Linked DNA regions of Homo sapiens: region 2 is linked to region 1. A link is an interaction called in ENCODE POLR2A ChIA-PET data of the cell type or tissue named here. Cell type or tissue: MCF 10A. All regions are shown on one strand. Each heading gives the region's core, and the rest is flanking DNA. Links, peaks and the distances in the headings are about the cores only. Region 1 holds the start of MANCR (mitotically associated long non coding RNA). Region 2 has its middle 120 kb from the start of LINC00705.

Evidence for each region. ChIA-PET counts read pairs that join two places held together with the same protein. Peaks named below come from ENCODE experiments on the same cell type or tissue, not always from the same donor. Only the 100,000 strongest peaks of a DNase experiment are listed, where the experiment ranks them.
Region 2: POLR2A ChIA-PET joins it to region 1 with 5 read pairs; 1 of 35 experiments calls an interaction of 5 or more read pairs at or near these places.

Annotation. Positions count from the first base shown.
Region 1 is chr10:4,675,576-4,679,984 of GRCh38, reverse strand. It overlaps MANCR (mitotically associated long non coding RNA), which reads left to right and starts at 1,915. Exons shown (of 4, transcript NR_024475.1): 1 at 1,915-1,936. LOC105376373 (a long non-coding RNA gene) reads right to left here. Exons shown (of 4, transcript XR_001747338.2): 2 at 3,166-3,320; 3 at 410-582. In MCF 10A, for the core only: no CTCF peak of the experiment used is centred there; DNase peaks (open chromatin) are centred at 1,764 and 2,174.
Region 2 is chr10:4,531,882-4,536,290 of GRCh38, reverse strand. No RefSeq gene overlaps it. Among named protein-coding and RNA genes, the nearest start is that of LINC00705, 120 kb to the left of the region's middle. In MCF 10A, for the core only: no CTCF peak of the experiment used is centred there; a DNase peak (open chromatin) is centred at 2,460.

The DNA of each region.
Region 1 (4,409 bases), core at 77-4,076:
TAACTGTTTCTGTCTACTTCCCTCCCCACCATATTTCTTTTCATATGTAAGTTTTTAAATATTTGATGATGGTGATGGCGCTACTGAAGTGAAAGATTTATGTATCACTTTTATAGTCCAAAGCAATGCAATTTTCTTGTGATAAGTTAAAATATTAAAGTTAACCATATTTAATTTTAGCCATCAATCTTTCCCTACTCCTGTTTTCAGGATTTTTTCTTTTTTGCAAGAAAAAATGAAATTTACTAGTAAACATTGTTAAAAAATTTTTAGGCAAATTAAATTAATAGAGTTTAATTGAGCAAAGAACAAATTGCTGATTGGGGCAGCCTCCCGAGGCAGGGTAGGTTCAAAGACTCCAGCACAGCCACGTGATGGAAGAAGATTTATGAACAGAAAAAGGACTTACAGAAAATGGACGAGAGGTGCAGAAACACCTAGATTGCTTACAGCTCTGCGTTTGCCTTATTTAAACATGGTTTGAACAGCCGGCCGCCTGTGATTGGCTGAAACTCCATGATTGGCACAAGAGTAGGTAGGTCACAGTCTGTTTACACGTCCAGTGAGGTTACAGTTCATTACCTACAGAGAAACGTTTAGACTGAACTTAAAATATGTAAGGAGGCAGCTCTAGGCTAAACTTGATTTAGCAATATAATCTACTAATTCTTTTTGTAATAAAATTATTTAATTTTCAGGTGATAAGATGAAGTATCAGTCATTGAGATGTTTCATACCCAGTAGAATCTGGGGTGGATATTTGCTTTTGTGAATGGCCTTCACATTAGGAAGTGCATTTAGGAAAATCGGGTATTGCATTTTCATGGTTATTTGAGCTCAAAGATTTTATTCCTTTATTGGCCAGATCATTTGGTACAAAGATCAACTAGAAAGAAAGTTTCATGTATTGAGTTTTTGGGAAGGGCTGTTTTAAATACTGTTAAGACGACTGATTTATCTTTCTTTACTTAGTAGGGGGAGGTAGGAGGGGCATACCAGAATTCAGAAGTGCGACCACCATAACCACTTCACTTTTCAATTTATTTTTCAGTTCTAGGATATATAAGCAGACAAGGAGGGTCTCTAGGAACCATAGGAGTTTAATCCACGTGAGCCATCAGCCTGATTTACAGCTTCCTGCCCTGCAGCCTGTTCTTCCCTAAACCCTGGGTGGACTATAGTAACCTAGTTGGTTGAAACCAGCTCCTGACAGACCCTGGCAACTTAGAGATGAACCCTGGTGAATCTTCCTCATGACTGTAACGTCTCCATCCTGGAGGAACTGTAGTTCCGTTATCATAACATGTAACCCATGTGTTGCCATGATGACACTGTGTCTGCACCGCTGGGACCCCTCATCTACATGCGATAATGCACCCTCTCCCCTCTCCATCACCCCATAAAACCCTCCTGCCACTTTCCCTCAGGGAGACACTGCTTTGGAGAATACACCCAGTGCTCCCCTTACTTGAGCCAAGTAATAAAACTCCTATTGATCAAAATCTGCATTCTCGTGGAGAGTCGTTTGTTGCTTGACAGGTGAATGAACGCTGTTTGTTTTTTTCGGATAACAAATATGAGGTATTAAACAAACAAACAAAAAACCCCAGACTTGAAGCTTTCCCATAATAACAACAAAGAGTTTGAGTAAGAATTCCACAGCTTGCCTTCATCTGTGGCAGACTTGCATGAATCATTTTCAAATAAAGATAATAACTCAGTTGGTCTTGTAGTCCAAACAAAATGTGCTACTTCAGGAACATTCACTTCCTATGTGGACTTTGCTGCTGAGTCAGTGTGAGACCTTGAACAAGTCTCTGTTTGTTTCGTACCATTCAGATTTCCTCGTCTGTAAACATTAAGTATCTACATTCACTAAAAGTAGTTCTGAATGAATGTTATTTAATGGTGCCAATGATGTTGGAGGATACCTGTGGTAAGTGGTTTAATTTATTTTTGCAAGTTGGTATAATATCCATACTATATTGACCTTAAAATAGATGGACAATGTGGATATGTGGATGTTTTTGTTATTGAGAAGGGGGTTGACTGAGAGTAAAGGACAGTTTGATTTGTTTTTCTACATTAGTCCTATTCATCTGGCAAATGTGAAATCTCCATTTCGTCATTCATGTTCCTAAGGTGGGTACTAGATATAGTTACATTTTCTTGCCAAAGTAAAACTTGCATCATATACTTAGGAACGTGTGGAGCACTTCTCAGAGCTGTGCTTAATCTCAGGTGCCCAGAAATGTTGAAACTTGTTTACAGAACTTTGGACTCATCTCTGATTTATTAACTCAAGTTATTCCCTGGACCTATAATTAACATCTCACCAGCCTGATATTTTCCTCAACCACTTAACACAAAAGAATGATTATGGAGCTTCACATGCAACATTATCCCTTAAAATTGACTCTAAACAAGGATTTAAAATAAGGTTGTTTCCATGTGCACAGGTGATCAAATCATTGTGTGATAAAACGATAGATTTTTTTATGATGTGTTTTCATATCTCTGTGACCTTTTTTGTTAGAGAGGTGATACCATTGAGTCCCGGGAGACTTAGGCTAACTCTTAATATACAAAAGGATAAATACTTTCTTCTTCAAATAATTCCAAGCTCGTTTTACTCCTTTAAAATAATTTTTAGATATACTTGTCAAATTCTGTGAAATATTCATGTATGAATTTTGATTGAAACTTCATTAATGATGTATTTATCCATTTCTTTTTCTTTTTAACTTAAAATTTATATTTGTTTATATAAAATTTCTGAACATATTATTTTTAAAAACTAGTTATAACTACTTTAGAATTTTTGGTAGCTATTATGGGAAGTTTCTTTGTATTATTACTTTATTATTGTTACATTATATAATTGTTTTTATTGGAAAATAATGATATTTATTTGTATATTGATCTGGCACCATAAAGCTTTCTGACTTTTTGTTTTAGTTGCTTATTTACATATTATCTTAAAAGTTCTATGAGTATGGTCATATGAGCCAACAATAATGATTTTACTAATACCAATTCCTGTATTAGTTTCCTAGGCTGTTGTAACAAAGTGCCTTGACTGAGTGGTTTTGAAACAAAGAGAGCTTATTCCTTCATGGTTCTGGAAGTCTGAAGTCTGAAATCCAGGTGAAAGTAGGGCCGCACCCTCTCCAAAGCTCCAGGGAAGAATCCTTCCTCTCCTTTAGTTTTCTCAGTGGCCCACAGTACTTGGCGCCCTGTGGTTTTGCGGCAGCAGGTCCACCTCTGCCTCTGTCTCCACATGGCTGTCTTCCCTATGTGTCCATGTCCAAATTTCCCTCCTATGAGGAAACCACAGATACCATGTATTAGATTATAGATCCCTCTAATCCATGATTACCTCATCATTAAATCTGCAAAAAATCCCATTTCCAAATAAGGTCACATTCACAGGTTCCAGTTGAACAGGCATTTTTAGGGGGCTGAAGGGTGGCACTAATTAACCCAGTAAACTCCACCAGCTGGCACCCCAAATTCATGTTCTCCCGTGTGCAAAATACATTTACCCATGTCCCCCAAATTCTTAACCCATTTAAGCGTTAACTCTAAAAAATGTCACATTAATATCAACTCAAAAAGTTACAAATCTCATCATTGAAATGATCTAAATTAGGTATGGGTGAGACTCTTAGTTTTCATCCATACTGGGGCAAAGTCCCTTCATCCACAGAACTGTAAAACTAGAAAACAAATTATCTGCTTCCAAAACACAATGGTGGAACGTATGAGGTTGTCTCTATTTTGCCTTCATATTCTGAAGAATACATTTGTTGGATGTAGAATTGTGGGTTGGCAGTTTCTTTCCTTGCATTACCTTATAATATTTTTCAACTGTCTTCTCACATCTAAAATTTCTGACAAGAAAAAGATATTTGAAACATTTTTTGCATGTATGTAATATGCCATTTTTGTCTGGCTTGTGAAAACATTCTTTCTTTGGCTTTAAATACTTTGACTATTACATACTTGCTCATTTTAATGATGTTTGCTCACACTTGGAATTTACTGAGCTTCTATAATCTGTAAATTTATCTTTTACCTAATTGAAAAAGTTCAGTTTTTTTTTTTCAATAATTGTGTGTCTGTATGTCCCATTTTCTTTCTCTTCTGCTGTGGAACTGCAGTTACATGGATATTGGAACTTCAGAGATTATTTCACAGGTCCATGAAGCTTTGTTCACTTTGCTTATCAATCTTGGTATTGTTCAGATTTTAAAAAGTTCTGTTGATCTCTCTGACCCCTTTCTTTGTCAATTCTATTATTCTGTGAAGCCCAATTAGTGTGTGCTTACTGCATACATTGTATTTTTCCCTTCTTGCATTTCTTGTTTGTTTTGTTTTGTTTGTTTGTTTTTGTTTGAGACAGCATC
Region 2 (4,409 bases), core at 185-4,184, 140 kb after region 1:
GTTGTAAAAGAACCTTGGCCGAGGGACATGGATAGTAGTAAAAAAGCTAAACTTTCCCAAAGAGAGGCCTGTGCTTTGCCTTTGCCACCCAGGAGGTCATCTCTAAGCTCTCAGAATGTCCTGTCTGATAAAAGTGTCTTTTGTACCTGGGAGTCTTGGTCCACACCAGATTGTCTAACAGTGTGATTTTGGGTGTTGCTTTGGGCCATGCAGTGTCACCTCAATGTTGGGAGGGGTTGGACTCTAAAGATGAGCCAAGCAGGTGTTTGTCGATGATGTGTATGTGGCCACTCTAGACACAAGGCTTGGGACCTTCTTTGGTTGGCAGCGCTCCACGTAAATCATACCCATCATTTCTTGGAGACAGCACTGCCCACAATCCCACTGGCAGAGGGCGGCTGCATACCTGGGAATCTCCTGGACTCTGCTCCATGCACCTCTTCCCTTGGCTGAGTTCAATTCATATAATTCTGCTGTAATAAACTGTAACTGCGAGTATCACAGCTTCCAGTGAGTTATGTGAGTCCTTCTAGGAAATTATCAAGCCTGAGTGTGGTATTGGTGACTCCTTAACTTCACAGAAGTATGCATAATTACGTATGGAGTACTGCTGCCAAAAAACACATACTTGAATCTAATTATGAGAAATAATTGACAGATCCTGAATGTGGAACGTTTTATAAAAACAATTAGCTGGAACTCTTAATTATGCCAAAAATCTGAAATGAATAAACCAAAGAGGTGGAAAGATTTTTTCTAGTATAAAGAGTTATAACACTCAGAAAACTGCTTCTCCTAACCACAGAATAAAAGTCTTTCTGTTCAGATAGTTTAGGCCAATGTAGGTCACATGCCCACCCTTGGACCAATCAGATACACCAAGGGATGGCTGTGCATTGCCTGGCATAGGCCTGAGTTTATGAACCACTCCTGGTAGAGTTCATGAGGTTGCTCTGGTTTGCTCAGCCTATGCAGAGACTACCCTGGGAATTGAGGCTGGGGTCATGTTTCCTTATCACATACACTATAAGGAGGAAAAGAGCATAGGCAACACCTCTATCCAAGGCATACCCACACTTTATTCTGATTTTAGGTTCAAACATACAGAAACAGCCAATGTCCACCTACTTCTAAAACTCAAGTGACACTACAAACATAGAGGTATGTTATGGTACTTGGACTCCAACCACAGAGACCAAGTTTTAATATAGGTCAACATAAACCAAATGCTATTGCGACAACGAAAGATGAATAATAGCTATTTAAAAATCATTAATTAACATGGCTTGGCAACAGACACTTTTTGTCTAAGATACCACTAATATTGATTAAAAATATCTGTAGCCCCTGGTAGCATGCTTCACCATGGGTAATCTTCTCCCTCCGTTTCACTCATATATATATATATTTTTTCCTAACAGTTGGCAGGTAAGAGCAAGTTTGAGATATGTTTCAAATTTCTAGGTCCAATTTAGCCAAGAAATATCTAATTCATTTTCTTGCATCAATTTCTTTAAAAGTCGTACTCCCTTGAATCCTTTTTTTTTTTTTTTTAAGATACAGGGTCTCTGTCACCCAGGCTACTGGAATGCAGTGTTGCCATCAAAGCTCACTACAGCCTTGAACCCTTGGGTTCAAGTGATTCTCCCACCTCGGCCTTCAGAGAAGCTGGGACTGACTACAGGCATGAGCCACCATGTCTGGCTATTTTATTTTATTGGTAGAGATGAGGTCTTACTATGTTGTCCAGGCTGGTCTTAAACTCCTGGCCTTAAGCAATCCTGCAAACTCGGTCTCCCAAAATGCTGGGATTACAGGCTTGAGCCAGCGTGGCCAGCCCCCTTCTATTTTTAAAATTGGTTTTAGAATCCTAGAATTTTAGCATTAGAGGTCATCATAATGACTATAACAAATCAGGATATGGGCAAAACACAAGTCAAATCAATCGTATACCATTCTACTGGCATCAGAGGCTAAGTGTAGCCTTCTCCATGAACAAAACCTGAGAGGTGGTTCACAGAGTAGGAATTTACTCAGGTTTGCCCTGGGCCATGGCCTGCCAGGGTAACTAGAAATTAATCTAAACCTCAGTGGTGGGGTTTAATCTGGCCATAATTTTCTTTCAGCCTACAAGACAGTCTTGATGGTTGCTGTTCTTTTATTTCTCTTCATGCAACATAGAGTTTGACAGTTTAATTGATCCATCTGTATTTCTTAGGTCAAAGAGATATTCCATTGCTAGAACATTTTTTAGAAGTTTTAATACACATTTCTATATTGCTTTCTTACCTTGACCCTCCACCCTACGATCTGTTCTTTTACACAAAAAATGAATACGTGAATTAAAATTTTGATTAACAAACCAACAAATAGTAAAACACTAGCTTTTCTTAGGCAACAGATGGTGCAATCCTTGTAAGACTGCTTTCCTGGGCTGTGAACTCAGGACTTGCCTGTGGACAGGCTGGGCTTTTGACTGTAGAATTATTTACTCCGAAATGACATGCACGCACGGGCTTGTTCCACTTCCCTTCAGCCACATTTTATTTACCTCACTCTTTGCAGCATATAATATGGCATGATGGAATTCCAAAGAATACCTATCTCTGTATAGCCTGCAATAAATTTTCGTGAGGCATCATTCTGAAAAGATAAATGTATATGCTGATAACACTGTAAATGTGCAGTGCCCAAGAAACAGATTGGAGGCTTGGATTTCGCATATGTGTTGTCACATGTATGATATTTCCTGATTTGTTATGGTCATGAAGATGACCTCTGATTCTAAAATTTGATGATTTCAAAAAATAATAGAAGAAAATAGAAGTGATTTAAGAGAGTATAACTTTTTAAAAATTGGGTGAAAATAAATAGATTAGATGTTTCTAATGTTTAGGTTGGACCCAGAAATTAAAAACACATCTGAAACAAAATAATATTAAAAACAAAAGTAAAAGTAGGAATTAGAAATGCACATTAAAATAAACTAGGAACATCTTAGTTTAAAGAATTCAAATATATGATTGGGAAATACTAAAAAAAACCATCAGATGATTAGCAAATTAATATAAAGTTTTAAATTACATGAACCTAGGACTACAGCCAGGAACGATGCAGTTGCCACATGGGGTGAAATGCTGAGATCAGAAATGATAGATTTGTTGCCAGCTGAAACAACTCCAATAGCTTTTTAAAATTTTGTGATACTCACTTAATAATATAAAAATAAAAATGACTATTATTTTGAAACATTTTATTAGAAATAAATTGTTAGTAATGCTACTATTTTGAGTAATTATGGCTCTGATTAGCCCAGAAGAAAATATACACACTAAACTGGTTTTATTTTTAACGATGAAAAATGTTTTTTTGTTAAGATAAAAAGTTTAAAGTCATCAAGCTTTAAAATATTGTCTGAAATTCAAACATTAGGAAAACAGACTAAAATACACCATGAAAGTGGCTCATTTTCTTTTATTGGGGGATTATACATTCTCTATAAATCCTCAAAATACAAGTAAATGTCAATTTGTAATAGTTCTTTGCTACAAAATGGAAGACTGGTCATAAAAGAAAATGAAACACAGATATCTAGCGTTTCCAGGGGAACACTTGAGTAATATGATGAATAATGTTAGTGAAATCCATTCTGGGAAGCATTTTTGTAACCTGATTTTCTCAGTAAACATAAAACATTGACATCTCCATCTGACAAACGCTCATATCAATGGATTAAACACACCATGTGCTCCCATCGTAGCCCTGATAGCATGACACAAAACACAAAAAAGGTGAAAATACTTTCAATCTTTATGGGAAAGGATCAACTGACTTTTAACCTGCTCAATCCTCTCACTGATATTCGATAACAATTTATCCTTTAAATACTACTTAATTTAGCCTTAATTTATTTTCTGGCAGATGACTCCAGGCAAAGAGCAAGCTTGAATTCAATAAGAACCCATTTTTCCTTCTTGACTTTCATCCTTTCAAAGAATAGATAGCACAAATTGGTGGAGAGTTTTTAAACTTTATTTGCCATGTCATTTCACAAAGATGACTAGAAAATCAAGCCAAAAGTGTGGATCATCTGTTCTCAAAAGCATGTCAGGCTTCTGGTGATGGTGGAAACGTGAAGTAGTAATGTGAACAATTACAAAATAAATACACTGTAAAAATACTTATTTGAATATGCTATAGATAGCACCTTTATATCTATATTTAGATACATATATATATACACACATGTTACACACATGCACACACACAAACACACCCACACACACTCCTATGTAGATGGCCAGGTATAATAAATATCCTAAAGCAAGGAGGAGAAGGGAGATTGAACTTGACAACTTCTTAAGTTCTTGGAACTTGAGAAATGATTTTGGAAGAAGGAAGAGATGAAA